Regions from separate parts of the Homo sapiens genome. Here region 2 is linked to region 1. The links are chromatin loops, found by intact Hi-C in ENCODE. Cell type or tissue: endothelial cell of umbilical vein. All regions are shown on one strand.

The links. Hi-C counts contacts between places; a loop is a spot of excess contacts. Peaks named below come from ENCODE experiments on the same cell type or tissue, not always from the same donor. Only the 100,000 strongest peaks of a DNase experiment are listed, where the experiment ranks them.
Region 2: a loop joins it to region 1, with 4 times the contacts of the local background. A loop is called at or near these places in 4 of 110 quality-filtered maps.

Annotation. Positions count from the first base shown.
Region 1 is chr4:80,124,649-80,127,148 of GRCh38, forward strand. No RefSeq gene overlaps it. Among named protein-coding and RNA genes, the nearest start is that of ANTXR2, 53 kb to the left of the region's middle. In endothelial cell of umbilical vein, a CTCF peak has its summit at 947 (motif pointing right); a DNase peak (open chromatin) is centred at 943; H3K27ac peaks cover 1,190 bases.
Region 2 is chr4:79,916,050-79,918,549 of GRCh38, forward strand. All of the region lies in intron 16 of ANTXR2 (ANTXR cell adhesion molecule 2), which reads right to left. Among named protein-coding and RNA genes, the nearest start is that of PCAT4, 90 kb to the left of the region's middle. In endothelial cell of umbilical vein, a CTCF peak has its summit at 1,311 (motif pointing right); a DNase peak (open chromatin) is centred at 1,332.

The sequences.
Region 1 (2,500 bases):
TGAAACAAATGAAAATGAAAATACAACATATCAAAATCTATGAGGCACAGCAAAAGCAGTATTAAGAGAGAAGTTTAAAGCAATAAACACCTATATCATAAAAGGAGAAATAAACAACCTAAAAACACATCTCAAGGAACTAGAAAAGCAAGAACAAACCAAACCCAAAATTAGTAGAAAGAAAGAAATAATGAGGACCAGAGTAGAAATAAGTAAAACTGAGACAAAAAAAATACAGAATATCAACAAAACAAAATGTTGTTTTTTTGTAAAGATTAAAAATTCAACAAATGTTTAGTTACACAAAGAAAAAGAGAGAAGATCCAAATAAATATATAAAAACACAAACAAAAAAGGAGAGATAACAACTGAGACCTCAGACATACAAAGAATAATTCAAGACTAGTGTGAGCAACTAACTATATGCCAACAAATTGGAAAACCTAGAAGAAATGGATAAATTCCTAAACACATAAAACCTACCAAGATTGAAATATGAAGCAAGAGAAAACCTCAACAAGCCAGCAATGAGTAGTAGAATAAAAGCCATAAGTCTCCCATCCAAGAAAAGCTGAGGACCTGATGGCTTACTGCTGAACTCTACCAAACATTTGAATAATGAATCAAACTCTCAAAAAAATTAAAGAGGAGGGAATACTTTCATAAATTCATTCTATGTAGCTAGCATTACCCTGATAACAAAGCCAGATAATGACTCAACAGAAAAAGAAACTTACAGGTCACTGTCACTGATAACCATAGAGGCAAAAATTCTCAGAAAGTCTTTTCTTGAAGGAAGATCTGCATAGCTCATCTCTGTGTCCAGTACAATGTCCCTGCCTTTCTTCTCCTCAAAGCACTTTTCACTTTTCCTTCATTTCTCTATAACTTGAAACTTGTTTTTGTGTATTTATCTGTTCAATTGCTGGCTTCTCCACCAGATGGCAAACTTCATGAGAGCAGAGGTTACATTTATTTCATTTTCTACTATATACCCAGCACCTAGCACCATGGCTGGCACGTTACAAGAACATGAATGTTTGATGAACAAATGAATAAATGTTGCTGACATCTGAGGATAATTTGCCTTGAAGGTATTTGTAACCGGGATCCTGAGTGGTCAACAGATGCAAACCACTGCATATGACCCAAGCCTCTACAAGATTCGGAAAATTCTGCTTTTCCCTGCCAGGGGTATTGCTTTTTCAACTAACAGGCCTTAGTCTAGCCTGTGAAGTCTGGTTTCAGACCCTTGTGGTCTGACCTATCTTGTTTCTATCTCCAGCTTAGAATAAAATAGTGCCTTCAGCTTCTAATCCTCCTGAGTCTTTGAGAATCTAATTTCCTTTCATCTGCGGCACTAGGTAAAGTCATGAAGAGCTAATTTGGGTGAAGTCCTGGTGACATCATAACCACATCTACTATCAGCTACTGTTTCCTGCCCCCCAAAAAATCTGAATTTTCTTCTCTCTAGGCTTTGAAGCTTGTATATTTCCAACATCTCTTTTCCCCAAAAACTATTTTCATGCTGTGTTATACTGGGTTTTATTGCCCACCCTCCAGCTGAGCAGTCCTCCTGACTCTTAGCTTGCAGTTCTCATTCAGGAATTTCTGCTACCCACTCATGGGGCAGAAAGGAGGGGAGAACAGCCATTAAGGCTATCAAATATTACAAAATTGAAGACCCCACTGCTGGAATTTTAACAGCTGCTCTCCATACTGTCTCCTAATCTAAGCTTGACCATGTGGTTCTCAATAACAATTTAGGGAGGAGGGGTTCAGATCATCTAGACTATAATTATTAAACGGGGACAAAAAATTGAAGACCCCAACAATGATCAATTTGGTAACTTTACAGAGGACTAGCCTCACCCCAGTCATCATTAGGAGTTTCTTTTCAGTCTGCTCAGTAATGTGGTTGAGGAAAAGGATCCCCGGGCCTGGGTTCAAAGCCCAGCTCTGTCATATATTAGCTACATAATGTTGGGCAATTTGCTTAACTTTCCATGCCAACATCTTCATAAATATAAGGAGGTAAAATAAAAGCATCCACATATGAAGTGCTTGGAGTGATTAATAAAGTAATGTATACAAGTTGCCTAACAAAGTTTCTGGCACAGAAACAGAAGAAACACATAAAAATGTTATTGACTATTGTTATTTTTTGTGTCATCACTCTTTTCTTTTGTTCAATTGTCACTCTCTCTCACCTTCCTTCCTCCTCCTTTCTAGTCGCTCTGTCTCATTCTTTCTCTGAGTTTTTCTATAAATGAGGAGAAAAAAGAGCCTTATCTACTCATGCCTTCACTAAGAAATTAGTCATTTATTAATAATGAGAGGCAATATTGCAAAGTGGTTGGTCTGGTAGACTCTGGAGCCTGATGTCTTGTTTAATATTGTATCTGCCACATCCTTTCCTGTGTATTCTTGGGCAAGATACTTAACTTCTCAGTTTTCCTATCTGGAAAATACAGATAATATTTGTGTCTGCTTCACAGAG
Region 2 (2,500 bases), 210 kb before region 1:
AGTTTGGCTGAAAAATTTACCTTTAAATGTTTTTTATTCAGTATCTTTAATCTGTCATGGCACCTGCAAAATTTCAGTGACTCTATACATATGGTTAATATTTATTTTGCAAATACCCATTTTTAAATATTTGTTGAAATTCAGGCATACAGTTGGCAGTTAATGGTACACCTAAACCACACCTCATAAGATGAAATAGATGCTTCTAAATTATTAATTCCAAGTAAGATACATATCTAGATGTAGATATAGATATCTATAAAAATCTTTGTTGGAAATACCTTCTTTTGTGCTTCCTAATAAGTCAAAATGGGAGGTAGATGCCCCAAAGGTATTAATAAATAGATATAGATATAATCAGGACAGAATTCTATATACCTTTTTAGTTGCTTAACATTTATTTTGTGAGGCACATAGTAGATAATGTAGAAATTGTTTTCTGCTTTCTAATCTCAATTAGAATACAGATCATTTCATAGATCTTAAATCAATAGTAAAAAAATTTCTCATAATATGACCTTAAAGCAATAAAAAAACAGAAAGCAATTTATGAATATTGTAGCATTACTGGTGTTAACAAGAAATTGAAAATGATCCAAATGTCCACCAGGAAGAGAAAAGTCGAATAAATTAAGATACAGATAGAAAATGGAATGCTATAAATAATATACATCTGTTAGAAAGAATGAGGAAAATTTCTATACACCATTGTGGAGTGATGAACAGGATTTATGAAGGGGGTTAAAATGAAGGAGCATATAGTATACACACTATAGCATCTTTTATATTACAAAAAAGAAAGATACACTGGCATTAACATATGCTTAATTTTTAAAGGGAAAGAAAAAAATAATTCGTTTGAAAATAAAATTGGTTAGCAACAGGTGAGAGGTACAGAGTAGACTGAATAAGAATGTAAATGAGATAAATTTCAATATATCTTGTTATATGCTATTAAATACAAACATGTAAATGTTTGACTTTTGAAAAACAGTTACACAATAAAAAGAAATCCCAACAAATTAAAATAAACTTCACTAAGTGCAAGGCGGAGGCCTGCCAAAAGCATAGAACATGGCAGGAAAGCTGGTGTGGAGAGGTCCTACCACAGTATCTGAGGCTTTCTTTGAGAGCCAAGAAGTAGTCAACTGAAGGCTGGGAGAAAGGCAAGAGGGTAGAGAAATATTTCCTCCTCCAAAGGCACATGGAGCCTTCTCAAAGGGAATAGAAGCAGCCCACTGAAGGTTTGGGACATGGCAAGAGGAAAGAAAAAAAAATAGCCCTGAGGGACCCAGAGCCTTCCCCAACCACAAGGTGGCAGCCTGCTGAAACCTGGAAGCAGAACTGAGAAGTATCCCACCAAAACTCATGGGGCCCTCTCAGATTGCAAGTCATTGGCCAGTCCAAGTCTGCAGGCAGAAAATCAGTTTGAAAGTGGGTCTCCCAAGGTACAGAAAGTTTGGCCAGTTAAGGGGACTGTGGCAGTTAGAGACAAAAGAGACCTCCGCTGCAACTTTACAAGCTTGCTGATGAACTGTAATGGAAAAAGCAAGAGAGATAGAGATAACTCTCTACTGAAGGCAAATCCTTAATCCTATCCTCAAATTCATGAAAGCTACTAGTGAACTAAAAATAAGTAAGAGTAAAACTTAACTACAGATTAGCAACAGGACAAAGGAAGTGGTATGTGCTTTTCTAAGGGTAAACGTTACCAGACGAGTCTCTTTTTTAATTCCCAATATCTAGTATAAAATTACAAATTATGGTACACACAAAGAAGCATAAAAGTATGACTCATAATCAATGAAAACACAGATAATATAGGCAAATCTACAGGTGGTTTAGATGTTGCAGTTAATAGACATGGACTTCAAATAGCTATGATAAAAATAATAAAAGATCTGGCAAAAAAGGCAGGTAACATGCATAAAGATACTGGGAACATCAGAAGAGATGGAAACTATAAATAAGAAACTGTAATAATAGGATACCAAAACTAAAGAGAAAATATACAATATCCGAAATAAAAAATGTATTTGATTGGTGTTAAAGTAGAACGGACACAGCAGAAGAAACACTCACTGAATTTGAAGGTAGGAGAATAGATATTGTTCAAATTAAAAAATAAAGAAGAAAATAACTAAGGAGAATCTGAGCCCTATGAGACAATATCCAATGGTTTGTCATATAAGTAATAAGTGTCCCATAAGGAGAGGACAAAAAATGGGGCTAAAAAACTACTTGAAAAATAAATGCTCAGAACTTCCTAGAATTGATAGAAGACACAAACTTACAGATCAAAGAAACTCAGTTAACCATGAGAAGGATAAATACATAGAAACCCAGGGAATATAGAGTTAAACTTCTGAAAACCAAGAATGTCATGAAAGCATAACTCTTTCCCCTTACCCTGCCCCACAATGAGATATAAAGAGGGAATGGTGATAAGCACGACAGTTGACTTTTTATTAAAAAACAATGAAGGACACGAGGCTATGGA